2 separate regions of the Mus musculus genome follow, and region 2 is linked to region 1. The links are chromatin loops, found by intact Hi-C in ENCODE. Cell type or tissue: left cerebral cortex. All regions are shown on one strand.

Evidence for each region. A loop is a pair of places that touch in the nucleus more often than their neighbours do. Peaks named below come from ENCODE experiments on the same cell type or tissue, not always from the same donor. Only the 100,000 strongest peaks of a DNase experiment are listed, where the experiment ranks them.
Region 2: a loop joins it to region 1, with 2.8 times the contacts of the local background. A loop is called at or near these places in 5 of 42 quality-filtered maps.

Annotation. Positions count from the first base shown.
Region 1 is chr5:68,109,734-68,117,733 of GRCm38, reverse strand. It overlaps Grxcr1 (glutaredoxin, cysteine rich 1), which reads right to left. Exons shown (of 4, transcript NM_001018019.2): 2 at 7,180-7,422. Among named protein-coding and RNA genes, the nearest start is that of Grxcr1, 82 kb to the right of the region's middle. In left cerebral cortex, a CTCF peak has its summit at 4,819 (motif pointing right); DNase peaks (open chromatin) are centred at 2,877 and 4,839.
Region 2 is chr5:67,841,670-67,849,669 of GRCm38, reverse strand. It overlaps Atp8a1 (ATPase, aminophospholipid transporter (APLT), class I, type 8A, member 1), which reads left to right and starts at 2,239. Exons shown (of 37, transcript NM_001038999.2): 1 at 2,239-2,508. The coding sequence starts at 2,460. In left cerebral cortex, CTCF peaks have their summits at 1,984 (motif pointing right), 3,151 and 7,113 (motif pointing left); DNase peaks (open chromatin) are centred at 3,548, 4,150, 5,398, 7,178 and 2 more places; H3K4me3 peaks cover 4,639 bases; H3K27ac peaks cover 3,708 bases.

The DNA.
Region 1 (8,000 bases):
TCAAAATGTTAAATAAGTGGGTTCAAGTAGGAATAAATATGGGTGAAGACCAGGAAATCAGTCCTGGATATAACTGGAAAGAAAAAGAAACTTTAATGGAGATAGGGCAGGAAGACAATGGAGATTTAAAGAGAATAGTGGGGGTGGGATGGTACATTTGAGGAGGCACAATGAGATAGAGGGAAGCCAGGTGATATGGTGGTAAAATCAACCCAAACTAAATGTATATATGGAAACACCATATGAAAAACTATCATTCTGGAAGGAGGAGGATATCAACCTACCCACAATACCTTCAACCCAAAATATGCCCTACCTGTAAGATGCTCAGGGATAAAGCTAGAGCACAGGCTGAGAGAACAGCCAACCAATGACTGGTCCAACTTGGGACACATGCCATGTGAGAGATCCAACCAGTAACATGATTAATACTCTGCTATGTTTGCATACAGAAACCTAGCATAACTGTCTCCTGAGAGGCTTCATCCAGCAATGGATGGAAGTAGATGCAGAGACCCACAGCCAAATATCAGGCGGATCTCAGAGAGTCTTGTGGAAGAGTGGAGGATAGAAGTGAGCAATCCAGAGGAGTCAAGGACACCACAAGAAGACTTACAGAGTCAACTAACCTGGGACAATAGGGACTCACAGAGCCTGGGACACCAACCAGGGAGCATGCAGGAGCTAGACATAGACTCCCTACACATATATGCAGCTTTGTCTTCATGTGGGTCAGCTAACAAGTGGAGTGGGAATTATCTTGGTCTCTGTTGCCTGTCATTGGATCTCCTTCTCCCTACCTGCATTGCCTGGTTGGGCCTCAGTGGGAAAGGATGTGTCTAGTCCTGCTGGGACTAGACATCCCAGGGTGGGGTGGTACCCAAGGGGAACTCCCTATCACTAAGGAGAGGAGAAGGGAGTAATGTGAGGAAGGATTTGTAAGGGTGGAACTGGGAGATCAGGGCTGTGAACAGAATGTAAAGTGAATAAAATTAATAGATCATTGGAAAATAGTTTTAATTTGTAATTTAAAAGATGTGTCACTCAGTTCTAAGTAAGCCAACTACAAACCACAGAGAGCAGCCAAATCCCCAGTACTGCCACCTACAGAACTGATTCTAAGCTCTAAGTTTAGGGGTAGTCTGTTACATAACAAAAGATGACCACTATAGTCACATGCTAACAATGTCCAAATCCTAAAATTTGAGACATTTGATGAGGCTGTTGTTGTCGTCTTGTTGATTTTGCTACCTGATCTAAAGAATAATGGTAGCACCATGTGTACAAAGTCAAAATTGCAAAATACCACCAACAATATTACACACACACACAGGCCTTGTTTCCAAGAAGTCTTAGCCATGGCCCAGTAACCAAGCATACATATATATATAAACTATATTTAGAGGAAAACTAATAAAATATATCAAACAACAAAAAAGGAAAGAGATTTATCTTGGGAACCAGTTCTTGTGAAGTCTGCAGGAATTTTAAGTGACCCCACACTCGCTATCATCAGGTATAGACTGTAGACATTTAAAGGAAATCTTGCCTCTACTAGAAGAACAAGGTCACACCCAGAGAGAAAACAATATATAAGATTTAATAGCATTAAGGAGCAATTAAAGCCTCTAGTGTGGTTTGATAAGAATGAGTATAACTATACTGTAAGAGTTTAAGGAACCATGGAGAGAGAAGACAGACCAATATTATTATAAAAACTGTTTTAGATATGAGGATAAAGGAACAATTTTGCACTTGGGAGGCAGAGACAGGCGGATTTCTGAGTTTGAGGCCAGCCTGGTCTACAAAGTACATTCTAGGACAGCCAGGGCTATACAGAGAAACCCTGTCTCGAAAACAAAACAAAACAAAACAAAACAAAGCAAAACAAAACAAAACAAAGGAACAGTTTTCATTTTCATTGGACAAAGGGAATTAGGGTCAAGTTTGTTTTCAACATGTGTAATACTTTTATACCACTAAAAGAGTGCTATTCTAATGATGCAATTCTATAATCCAAGCATTTTGGAAGCACAAACAGGAGGATCATTCAAGACAAGCCTGTACTACGCTGCAAGTTTGAAGCTAGTTTGAACAACTTAGCAAGGTTGTATGTCAAATTTTTAAAAGCAGAGTGACTGGGAATATAGTTCAGTGGTTTGTCTTCCTGCACAAACATCAAGACCAAGAAGCAAGTTGGGGAGGAAATGGTTTGTTCCGCATATACTTCCACATTGCTGTTCATCATCAAAGGAAATCAGGACTGGAACTCACACAGGGCAGGAACCTGGAGGCAGGAGATGACCCAAAGGCCATGGAAGGCTGCTGCTTACTGGCTTGCTTCCCCTGGCTTGCTCAGCTTGCTTTTTTTTTTTTTAAGAGAACCCAGGACTACCAGCCCAGGGATAGAACCACCCACAATGGACCCTCCCACCTTGATCACTAATTGAAAAAATGCCTTACAGCTGGATCTCATGGAAGCATTTCCTCAAGGGAGGTTCCTTTCTCTGTGATAACTCCAGCTTGAGTCAAGTTGACACAAAACCAGCCAGTACAAAAAATACATAAATTTGTTAAATTTATTTAAATAAATAAGGTAATAAAACGTGATAGAGTGAAAACATTATTGTTAACACTTGACTGTTTAATATTGCTATGGTCCAAACATATGAAATACATATCTGAAAATGCTATGTAAATAAAACATACTACTTTGTATAGTTAACATATGCTAATACTAATAAGAATTTAAAACAACAAAAAAATTAAGATACCATTTCAAGGAGGCTGAAGAAACCAGTAGTTAAGAGTAGTTGTTATCCTTGCAGAGGACCCAGGTTCTGTTCCAAAGCACCCACGTAGTGATTCACAACTACAGTAACAGCTGTTCCTGGAGATCCTGTGCCATTTTATTACCACTATGGGTATAATGCATGGATGGGGTGCACATACATATATGTAGACAAAACAGTTATATTCATAAAATAAAATAAATAAATCTTAAAGCAATATTTTAAAATATGTCATTTGACAAACACTGGAATGGCAGTAATTAGTAGTAGTAGCAGCAGCAGCAGCATTTTTAAAACTTAACTACAACAGTAATGATATAAAGAACTTGGAACCCTGGTTCATTACAAGTGGGAATGCATGCAGTGCATTCACTATGTAAAATAATTCCACAGACTCATTAATAAATCAAGTATAGGACTGCCAAATGCTCAGGGGTATATAAAAAGGATTCTGAGAATGAAGCAAAGAGTAGACAAGAAGACATCGAAGGTTTCATCCAAATCTGACTCCAGATTCCATGTGAGAATCCTGTGTGCATTTCCCTTCACAAAACTTAATAATTAAGTTCTTCTGTATTTTCATTTAATATCTGTCATACCAGATTCCAAACTCAGGTGTAATCTGAGAGGATCTGAGGGGTGGGAGATACTAACAGGGCTTCAAAAAGTTCCCTCTTATGAAAGGATGGACCATCTAGAGTCTGCCATACCCGGGGATCCATCCCATAATTAGCCTCCAAACGCTGACACCATTGCATACACTAGCAAGATTTTGCTGAAAGGACCCAGATATAGCTGTCCCTTGTGAGTCTATGCCGGGGCCTAGCAAACACAGAATTGGATGCTCACAGTCAGCTATTGGATGGATCACAGAGCCCCCAATGGAGGAGCTAGAGAAAGTATCCAAGGAGCTAAAGGGATCCGCAACCCTATAGGTGGAACAACAATATGAACTAACCAGTACCCCGGAGCTCTTGTCTCTAGCTGCGTATGTATCAGAAGATGGCCTAGTCGGCTATCAGTGGAAAGAGAGGCCCATTGGTCTTGCAAATTTTATATGCCTCAGTACAGGGGAATGCCAGGGCCAAGAAGTGGGAGTGGGTGGGTAGGGGAGTTGGGGGAGAGGGTATGGGGGACTTTTGGGATAGCACTGGAAATGTAAATGAAGAAAATACCTAATTTAAAAAAAGTTCCCTCTTTTCTTACTTGAGAACTAGTATTAAATTTATTGTATTTGCAATCTTGTCATGATACCCCTTATGTTCATTCTTGTTTGTAGCCTCATTCCAATATGAAGTCTGCTAGTTTCCATTGTAGATTTGATGATTGGTCCAGAAAAATCATGATTTCTAGCCTGTTTCTTGGTGGAGCGTCTAAGTTTACCTATGACTAAGGTATTAGATCGAACATAATCTTTTTATGAGATTATAGTCTGATGCCAAAACACCAGAAGAATTGCTTAAGCCAGTTCTGAGCAGAACGCACCCCCACTACCCCATTTGCAAAAAACACTCTGCAAAATTTATTTCCTAAAGTAATTAAGTGTTCCATTGTCTCCAGCTTCGGCTTTTAGCTTATTAGAGTAAAAAACTGAAGAAAAATATTTTAATAGATTCTTCCTCTCTTGCTCATGAGCTCACTGACTTCCCTTGGAAGAACACAATGAATTCAGGCAACAGCATCCACCTGGGGCTTGGCGATGATGGTAGATTAGCAAGGATGTTACCAATGACTGCCCTGCTCTCCACTCTCCTTGCCCTACCTCACTGCCCACAGTCTGTCTCCATCTACCTCTGTCCTTGTCTCTCTCCCTTTCTCTAGCTATTCCATTTCTCCCTCCTCAATCATATAGATGATTCCCAAATCCCAATTCTTCTCACTCACCTAATTTCAAGCTAACTTAAGTGGTTTCATGTAGCTGTTCAAAACACCACAGATGTTAGGGAAATCACCAACTTACTAGGGCAGCAGCCGAATTTTCCTCCCTAAAAGTTAATGTTTTCTACTCTGCCAAAACCCAGCAGAGGGCATCCTTCCATTTCAGATCCATGAATCGTGCAGAGGAAACCCATCTTAGTGCACTGTAATGCCACTGATGCTTCTTCATCGAGATTCAAACAACAGCTGCTTGGGTTTGGAGGAGAGTGATTGCACAAGTTACTCAGAACTTGACTCACTCCTTCCAGGTGCAGAGCAGCATTTTACAATCCAGAAGCACCAGAGTTACCCCTGTGGCCTTTCTCTCCTAGATGCTGAGTGTGCACATAAAGAGATCAGAGGGAAAACTCAACTGGGAAAGAGCCAGGATCCTGACCTCATTTGTAGCAATCACCTTCTGTCCCTCCAACTGAAAAACAAATGGCGAGACAGGTATCACAGCCTGGTGCACTGCCTCACTAGCATGCACAGCTTAGGTATTCTGGATTCTGAATGCAATAGAATGGATCAAGAACAGCATATGAGCGAAGCTCACCTTATACCTGATGTTGCCCGAAGCTGTCCATTAACTTTATACAGTTCCACTGAAATTGAACTTACACAGTAAGTTGGGAAATTTTTACATTATCAGAATGCTTCCCTAGTTAAAAGCAAATTTCCATCTATCTTTGTTGCCTGTTGCTTTCTATTATTGTATTTTAAAATGGAGTTTTATGAGTCCCAGATTGGCCTCAAACTCACTATGCAATTAAGGGCCTTGAAATTCTGCATCCTCCTGCTTCCTCCTCCCAAGTGTAAATGCTAGAATTTCAGACCTCTACCATTGTACCCAATTTATGCAGTAATGAGGTCTTTGTGCACACTAGGCAAGCACTCTGCCAACTACATCCTCAGCCACAGTCTGTAATCCTTGTAAGTTATGTTCTCCAGGTGCCTGAAAAGATCTTCACCTCATTTGTAGCAATCACCTTCTGTCCTCCTTTGTCTATGGAGGAAGTCAGAGAAAGAAGAAATAGATATAATGAAGCTACATAACCAAGTCCTGTAGCCAATCTAAGTTCACTAGAACATCTACTCATGTCAAGCCCTATTCTAATTGCTATTAGGACACAGTAAAATCCCGTTACTCAAGGGAGTCTTACACAAAGCAAGAGTTCAGAATGTCCGACAGAGCTAACCCAGACTCATTCTCCTTGGTCAGCTATGTTACTTGAATCCAAAGCTTTTACTCATCAGAGCAGGTATTTAAAACAAGGCTGCCTGAGCCCATCGTTTTCTTCTAATCCAGCAGCCACAGGAGGGCTGAGAGTTGAGTATCCTAAGGATCAGACATATGCCAAACTGAAAGCTGAGAAGGCAACATCAGGTGTCACCATCACTGTCCTTATCCTTAACACCACTCTCACAGCCACTATTATAGTTCTGGAACCTAAGAGTAAATGGTGAAACACACAGATAGAAGATCAATACTTCAAGTCAAAAATCCTCCATTTCAAAATGCTGTGCTTTTTCAGCTCTGATTAAAATGAAATTTCATGTCACCATAGCTATGTAATCATGGATTCTTGACATTTACCTTTCCATTTAATAACTATGCCTGTAGTCAGTCTAATAGACACAAGTTCCCTGAAGCAAATCAGACATCTCCCAGATATAGATTTTTTTTTCTTCCTCAGTCCCTCAATGTTAAAAGTTAAGATCAGATGCCGAGCATGATCAAGACCCAAGCATCCTTCTAAGGTTTGAAAATCTTTGATCTCTGATAAGGGATCAGTTGGCTGGCTACACGACTCAGTGGTTGCTATACCTTTAGGCTTTTTGTTCTCATCCTGGGGTGTCTTACCCAAGTGTGTTTGGAGATCAAGGGTGTTAAGGACACTAACAGTGTTATTCAAGGAGCAAGAAGGAGGCAGATTTGTTGCTTTTCTGGAAATTGGATTCTCTCTGCTTATTGCTTTGTGTGAATCTAAGTCACACTCCCATTATTAATAAACTCAAAAATGATATTAAACAATAATTGGATATAATTTTGGCTCCAGACTTCATTTCAGTCATGTCGTATTTGTGTCATTGGGCCAGAAATTATTTGATTATTTGAATATGGAGAATTAAAATTTACAAATGTTTCTCTTAAAAATACTCAAATTTTGATTTACACTAAAAAACGTAGTTCTATCTTGGGTCAGTTTTTAGAAGTCAAAGTTAATTGAGCATGTCAGGAATGTACCGTTATTCAACAAAGCAATTTCACACTGACTTCATCTCACTGTTATTCTGCAAGGATGAACGACACAGCAGCACATCATTTGGAATAGAATAAGAATCCAAACCCTTAGGCCTGAGCTCATCCAAACAGCAAATGTCCGAGTGGTCATGTCACAGGTCATCTTTTCATACAGTTCATAGGTGAGACATACGCAAAGGCAGTTTTCTTCTGTGGTATACTTACCCCAAGATAATGGCCATCAATGAAGACAACAGGAAGGGAAGGAGCTTCGGAGACTCTCCTGCACCGTTCATCCAACTCTTTCCCATAGTCACCGTTTAGAGCTATGTTTTTCTCTTCAAACTTTACTCGATGGTTTTGGAAGATCTTTCTAACCAGTTCGCATCTCTCGAAGGTCGTCCTCACCACACGAAGGCAGGTTGTATAAATTACCACACGGTCAAATTCCAGGTCAGCTGATGGCTGCTGGAAGGAAAACATTGAGGTGTAGCTATGCTTGCTTTACTGTCTTGGATTTTACTGTGTGTACACAGTTTGAATTAACAGCTTCGGGTAAGTGTCTTGTACATTAAAGACACTCACAAAGGTTGAACGGGCACTTTGTAAATTCACAGCCATATGTTTCTAAGACTGAGATGTGTTCTTTAATAGAATGGAAGAAAATAGAAGTTCTCTGTCATATGTAGAGTATAGGTTTATTATTATGTATGATTATTTATTATATATAAAGGGCAAAAAATGGCAAAGGGTGAAGATGGAAGATGGGAGATACATGACATAAAAGCATAAAGGACTGCTTAGGTGGTGAAGGAGACAGAAAACACTGTACATGCGGCCAGGATAGATAAGAATAAAATATGAAACCGCTGGTATGGTGGCTCAGCAGGCACTTTCCAACAAGTCCATCTCAGGGATCACATGATAGAAAGAGAGAACGAATTCCCACAAGGTCTCATTCAACCTGCACATAGGTGCATATGTGCTCAAAATAAATGCTTAATTAAAAAGGTGTGTGTGTGTGAGGGGGGGAGAATGTGTAAATG
Region 2 (8,000 bases), 270 kb after region 1:
TGCATTCAACTGCAGATTCTGTAACAAGGTCATGTTGCTAGAACCAGAGTTTCCTGCCAGGGGCTGGCAGGATACACGTCTCACACAATGGAAGGTGAGATCTCTGAGCTCTGATACCAAGCTGATGCAGATTAGTGCACTTCTCAACCTCAATTACAGTGCTGAACCATGAAAATGGATGACTTTCTAACAACCGTGGGGGAGCAGATTTTCAGAAACCAAGGAGCTATGGTACTCCTGCCAATATGGATTCTGTGACAGGAGCATGTGGGAAAGAGCCAGGGGGAAGCCACAAGCTGCATCTTGCCATCTTGTCTGTATGAGAAACTGTTTTCATTTCCTATCTGAATGACCTAGGTTGTCAACTTGGCTGATGCACACATGTCAGGTGGCACTACAGAAAACAGGTACCATTGGAACTCACGTTAGATGGTTATTATAGTAAGCAGACGTGAATCTCACTGAAAGGCTCATAACAGTTACAGAAGGGATTGTTCATAAATCAAACAGATCATTTTTGGGTTCATAAAAATCTCATGTAAAATCTTAATCCGAAAACCACTCCCACTCCTACATTTGTTTGCTTACTTTTAAGCTGATTTTCCCTGCCCCTTGGTTCTTAGTCTTCCACTTGGTTTCAGACTCATTTATATCCATCAAGAGGAAGCCTGGTCCCCCCCCCCCCACACACACACACACACGAGATTATGGAGCCTAGGAGGAGTAAAAGCCGCCAGCGATGACAGTCTTGATAAGGCTGTATTCATTTTCTTTTTTTTTTCAAAGGACTACGGTTTTAAATTATGGCTATCGCTGGCACAGACACATTTACGTTTGAGTCTGCTCTAACCTAAGGAGATTCCAAGCACACTGGAAATAATATGTTTCCTTTGTTCTGATCCCAACCACTGAATAAGAGACAAGTGGAGAGGGTTCCTCATAAATATGTATTGACCGCCTGGGTATTAATGTGAGTGAGTGAGGTAGAACTCTGATTAGTGAATGAGATCTTCCGGGAAGTAGAGGAACTATCACGAATGGAGAGAAGATGCTATTAGCGGATTTTATTTATTTGTCTTTTTCCTTATGCTCGAGTTGCAGTCATATCTCTCTCTCTCTCTCTCTCTCTCTCTCTCTCTCTCTCTCTCTCTCTCTCTCGTTCACCCTCTACCCATCTCTCCTTTCTGGATCTCAAAGGAATACTAATAAAAAGCCTTGCTACAGGCTCTTTCCGCTAGGTGCCCAGAAGAACAGTACACGAAGCCAGTACCTTTTACCTTTATTCCTTTCTTACCCTGCTCAGGAGCTTGCTAGACACAAAGCTCCCCTCATCCTATCTCGAGGCTGAAATCGGGAACAAATTAAAAATACTGCATTTGTTTCGACTTGTTAGATTGGATTTTACTACACAAAATAAAAGGCACTGAGGTCGTGCTGGTCTCTAGGACATAACGACTTGTAATTAACATCTTTATGGATTTTATACCGACGCCCCACTAGGCTTTGAGGATAAACTACTGCATCGAACTTTCTGGAGCAGAAACCACAAACAGCATAATTTTTGCTTGGTTAACCACGTGGTCAACAGTTGGTTTGGTTGCAGTTTCAGAGCCTTAACAGGTTGCAGAGGACGAACTGGTGGGAAGTACGGGCTCACACACCCACGCAGGTTGTGTGGCTGGAAGCCTTAAAACGACAAGAGGAACCGTTCCAGTGGCTTCAGGTCTCACAGCCTGCTACTACAGAGGGTTCACGTTCATCTCAGGCCAGGAGTCAGGCTGGGTGTTGAGATAGGCTAGGATTCCACTCAGAGGGCGAATGCAGGGTCCCCCCACATCAGCAGAGACGTCACCCACAGAGTCTCAGAGGCTTAGACTCAAGCTGCCCACACCGAACCCAACACCCTGGCGCTGAGGACGGTCGGTTCTATCGCATTGTAGAGCCAGAAGGTGGCTGTAGGGGATGCCAGAGCTTTCAGAGCTAAAGAAGCTCTTCCTCTTTTATTAAGGCTTGGGACACTTGTACTGGCCTCAAGGAGGGCCGAGGTGGGCCGAGAAGCCGAGAATGCTAGATCGAAGTCCCCTCCCCGCGGATGGTACGGTCCGAACTGGGCGGGACCTGGAGGCTCGGCGGCCCTGTCCCCGCCCCACTCCAGGAGGCCAGCGAGTGAGCGCGCGCCCCGCAGACCCCGCCCCCGGCGCCGTCCCCGGCTCCGCCCCTCGAGCCCGCTCCTCTGCCACTGCGGGGAGACCTAGGCGGCTCTGCGGACGCAGCTCCTTCGCCGCCTTCCCCCTCCCGTCCAGTGCCCAGGCGGCTCCTGGCGGCGACGCTGCCCTGGGTGGGAGGCGCGGCCCCGCGGCAGCTGAGCCCTCTGCGCGGCGCAGCCAGCTCTCCCGCCCGCGCGGCGCCGTGACAGGTGCAGGGTCCCCGCCCGAGACCCACCTGCAGGGGCTGTCGAGATGCCGACCATGCGGAGGACAGTGTCGGAGATCCGCTCGCGCGCGGAAGGTGAGTGACCGCCGCAGCAGGAGGCTGTGCGCCCAGAGTGCGTGGGGGCAGGTGCTAGCAGCCTGGGGTCTGACGTGAGTGTGTGTGTGTGTGTGTGTGTGTGTGTGTGGCCGGGAAGAGACACCTCATCCCATCTACACCCCCTCCTCCTTTTCCCAGTAGTCTGGTTGTCGCCCCTGATCGCCAGTGAACCCTTCCGCCAGCTCTGCCTTCAGCGCACTAGCAAATGCTTTCCAGGATCCAAAACCTCGGAATTTATGCGCTGGCGGGAGCCCCAAGGTTTCCTTTACACCGCAACGCGACTGTTCAGTCCTTGTCTCCCAGAGCACTCGCCCGGCTCTCCTCCTTCGCCAACAGCGCACAATCTTTGCAATCTGCCTGTTCCCAGTGAGTTTACCCGTGCCCATGAATAGATCCCTCCAACCTACTATCTCCAGCGCCCACCATTGTGTTGCCCCCACATCACAGCTTCCCGAAGAGCGGGTTTGCCATTCCCAGGCGTCGCAGATTCTTTGATCCACTGTTCCCAGCATCTCTAGGCTGGAAGAGCCTTAATTGGGTTTGGGTGCTCAGTGGATACCAGGCTGCGTTCCAGTCTCTGCACTTCTGCCCCCTGTGGCTCACCGGGCTCTAGTTTGAGGTTTCATTTTTGTTTTTCATTTTTGCTTGAAGCCTGCACTTCGGCCGACTGAACTGACTTGAGTAAGGTGCATGCTGCTTTTGTTGCTCCACCCAGGGCCAGCTGTTGAGTGGTTCCACTTGTAGGAAGTGTGCAACAGATGCCCTAGGTTATGGGCTAGGACGCTTTGGCAAAGACTGAGATGGTGCTGTGCACCCTGATTGAGGAGCCCTTCTCCTCCTGTCTGGCGTGTGGCAGGCTTTCAATAAACACCTCTTGGTTTTACTAGGACAAAAAGGAAACGGTATACTTTTATTTTCTTTCTTTTGTTTGTCTGTTTTTCCATTCCAGTAACTCTGCCCTTCAACGTTGTGGAATGGCACTATTTTGAGAAATAATCTATCTTGTTACCGTCACTGATTCTCATCCCTGCCCCCATCTTGACCGTGAGATAGATGATAACGGGGTGGTGGAGGTGGAGTAGAAGCAAGGAGAATAGGATTTCTGGGGGCGGGAGTAGTAAGAGCTGTAAGGACCTCATGTGAAAAATAGGAATTCCGGGCTCTAATATGTAGGCAAGAGACAAGGGAATCAAAACTGACCTGCATCTTAAGAATTTAGTATATAAGCGTATTTTTTTTTCAATTTCGAGGAAAATGAATGAATGCACTAACCACAGTCTGAATGATAGAAGCAACAAAGTTAGGATAACTGGTGTTAAAATATTATTTATCACGCCAGTTGATGTTTTTAAATACTAGCAACCAGCAGGTCATATATTAAGGGGGAGGGAGGGAAGAGAAAGAAATCTAAAGGCAAGGTAAAGCTGCTGTCACTTTGACAGAATATACAGTAGCATGGAGAGGCAGCGGTAGGCACCTCCTGTGTTCAGAGCGCTTTCACAACAATTGCCTTATGGGGCTCTTGCACCACTTCTGGAGGCTGTTGAAAGTGGAGGAGGATGGCTGAGGAGACCTGGCTCAGAATGGCTCAATGAGTTGATCAAAGGGAAACAGCTAGTTCAGTGATATACTGTATCAGGGGCTCAGAAAGAAAACAAGCGCTCCTGCTGCTGAGTCTGTGCAGCCCTGAGTATCCATCGGTGTCAGGGTCCTCCTGCTGCCTCCGCCTCCGGAATGACCCTTCTTCCGGATTGGTTGATTTCACTTTAATATGAGCCAGCAGATAATATCTCTGGGACTGGGGGCTGGGAGGGAGGAGGAGGGGCGTGGCCTGTTGATTGGCCTTCCACAGGTTCCTCTCAGAGGGAACAATCTCCTTTGACAGCTCTTTCTTGCTAGATAAGGCCTTATTCTAAACTGCACTCACCCTGGCCTCCATTAGAACAGGATGGGCGCCTGACACAAAGGCAGCCAACCCCAATCGAGTCACAAGTTTGTAACCTTGGGGATTTGTAAAATAAATAAATAAATAAATAAATAATTTCCCATGCTACTATATCACTACTGGGGAACTTAAAGTTAGAGGAAGAATGAAAATCGAAGCCAAAGGGGGCAGAATTGAAGGGGGCTAGTAGGAGAGAAAATGGATGACTGTAGTATGCCCTGAAAGTAATACCAAATTAGGCAGCAGGAACTGGGTAAAGAGCCTCAGTGGAAGAGATCTAGTATGGAGGCCTGACCTTAGGCCCCCTGCCCTAGTTTGCTATTCAGAAGTCTATGCAGGGTTAAGGCATTCCTCCTCATTTGAAGCGACTTGTGTGGATTTCTGTTCCCCCAGTCTAGATTGGCCCGACGCACAGCTACTGTGCACTTGAAAGTTGTTTACAGCCAAGGTGTAAAGAAAAGGCTTAAATAAAGTGGGCAGCAGATCCTCTTAGTGGGTAGGTTGTTAACTGAACACAGGACTTGCTGTGGGTGGCACACATGCTATGGAAGTGTAGGACTTCGGTCTTTGCTTAATAATGAGCCAGTGAGTAGGTAGGACTGACTGCAGAGCCCACTTGTAGTGCCAGCTTCAGGTGTGGAGGATCAGAAGGGGATCGTGTTAAATGTGGATCCTGATTAAGGAGGTCCAGGTGCTAGAACAGTCACACTTAGGACAGGTTCAAAGGTCATGCTGCTAGCTGCAGATAGCAGGCTCTTCAAGGACATTGCCATCTGTTTCAGAGCTGGAAAGTGGTGAAGGTAATCATAATGGCTTGAAGGAAATGGTTAAAAATGAGCAAGGCTTACATGAGACTTCAGGAATGTGGCTACGGGCTGAGGGAAACCCCGGAAGGAGGAGGGGGTAGGTTTGGACAGGTGGAGTCCTGCTGGATCAGAGCACTGTCAATGCCAAGTGAGTCACTCGGATACACAGCTGATGAGTATTTGGAAAAGGTCTTAGATTTTGCCTAATCTAATTCCTCACTGAAGCATGCTACTGATATACAGTCACTGCCAGCCTCCACAGCCACTGTGGAGCCAAATCCTTGTAACAAAGTGGCACCCCAAACGAACCATGTCAGGTCAGACAAGAAGCATGGGGAAGGGTTCTGCTGGTCAGGCGCTGTGGCTGATGGGTCATGGAGTAGTGCAGAGAAAATGGGGACGGAGAACCAGAGAGAGTTTGGAGTAGTTTACATGGGCATTCTTCGGCACATATCTGTCCAGTTCCTGTAAGAGCCCACCTAGGTGTGAGGGGTACCTCAGTGTGCACATCGCTATGAAGAAGGAACAAAGCAAAACCCGTCAGATTGTTGAGTTTTGTTATTTGATAAAAGTTGTTGGAAAAACAGCCAAGGCCAGATGTGTAAAGTGGGTGAATAGACCTGAGGATGAAGGAGGCTGGGTGGGCTCGCCTTCCTAATTTGCTGTAGACCTGGGGAGAGAGTGTTGCAGGTAGAGGGACAGCCAGGGCAGAAGCCTCAGGGCAGGGGAGTCTGGGGTGTCACAGGTACACAAAGGTTGAACTCTATAGGGAGTGAAGGGCAAGAGCCAGACAGCAGACACACACACACACACACACACACACACTCACTCTCTACTTTGTTTTTGAAGAGAGGGTTCTCGATCAATAGCTTTTGTTGTTGTTTTTTATTTTCACTTTACGAAATGAGATCCCAGTGCCTGAAAACGAAGCTTCTTAGGTGGTGCCCTGAAGAAACTGTGGGTGTGGACCCACCCAGGTGCCTCCTGGGGTTCTGGTTCTGAAGTGCATTCTGAGGAATTCTTCCTTACCGTCTCGAACCTGACAGTGGGGAGGACTCTACCAAACCAGTCAAAGAGGCTCAGTACAAGAAGAGAATACTTCAAACTTGATAGTTATAACACAGCCAAGTTGGTCATGTTTGCTGGGTGTGATTGTTCACACCTGTAATCTAAACACTTGGGAGGCCAAAGCAAGAGGATTGCTGTATATTGAAGGTCAGCCTGGGCTAGCTAGGTCTAGACTAGATTTAAAAAAAAAAAAAAAAAAAAAGGAACACACGGAAAATTGACATGTTTTTAAGATTCTTGGAAATAATGAAGTTAGGTACAGGGAAACAATTGAACTTGGGAAGCTTCAGTTCAGAAATAATACTGAGCACTCACAGATACATTCCCAGAAAGCACGGATAGATGGATAGAACAGAAGGCTACATCCAGAGAACAAGGATAGATAGAACAGAAGGCTACATCCAGAGAGCAAGGATAGATAGAACAGAAGGCTACATACTTCAGGCTTCTTTCCTGCTATTCCAGCGTCTGAACACAGTGGTCATAATCACAGACTGAAATACCCATTGCTCACCTAGAATACTGTCTTGCTCTCTCAAAAGCTAGTGTAGAAGTAGCCAGTCAAGGTCAGCCACGCCTGCCACACCAAGTCCCAAGAGATGTTGGCTCCCTGGGCTTTTCTGCTCTCCCGGCCTGCACACAGGCCGCTCATAAAGTCCACAGCATGGTTGCTGGGTCTCAGCTAACCTATAGGAGTTCCGTGCCAAGTAAACTATGGAAGGGGAATAAAGGATTTTCCTGCAAGTGACACACAGTGACCAACGCCTCATTTGCATTCACTCCCATCTGCTGGAGAAGCTGGGGAGTGGAGGTTTCCAGCTGAGCACATTACTCAGTGTGGCGTTCCTAACAAGAAAGGGAGAGGACTACTGGGCAAACAACAGGCCCAGTCATACGCAGGGGCCCCAGACTGCCAAAGGTTCTTGCCTGAAGGAAGCAGGGAGTTTTAGAGCCTATAGTTTACAAAATACTCAGCCTCCCTGGCTGCTCAAAACTGAGGACATAAACTTTAAAGCAACCAAGAGCAGACGGCCCCATGCCTTCTATTATTTTCTGTTGAGTGTTATAACGCAGAAGTGTTAAGCTAGTCTAGTCGTGACTAAGAAAAGCATGCTATGCTTAGACACCTCTAAGCTTTCATTTCCCTCTTAGCAAATGGCAATTTAAAATGTTTGTGATGATAGAGAATACCATGTTCAGTTTACAAAAGGAACAATGTAAGGACTTGTAAAGGACAAATTTTTAGGAGGCCCTTTCAGTTGTCTAGAGCAAACATGACTAAATGGCCTTGTTCCTTTGGCCACTCTGTGTTGTGCGTCCGCTGCCTGTCAGCCAATTGGGAGCCAGGAAAAGGGTGAATGAAAGAATCCTGGGTGTGGGGTCTCTGGTTTATAACCAGAAGTCAGCATGCTGATCGGATCTCTGTGTGTCATTCCTGTTAGTGCGACTCTGAAGGTCTAAGTGCAATACACTGAATTTGGTTTTCTAATGTATAGCATAGAATCCACCGCACATTCTGTCATTCCGCGGTCACTGAGACTTGATGTAGGTCCCTGGTTAATGGCCCAGGCTGAGGAGACTCCCGAAAGGCTGTCGGGAGCTTGCTGTGTGCATCTCTGCTGAGGATAAATGTCATTGTGGGGATGCCCTTG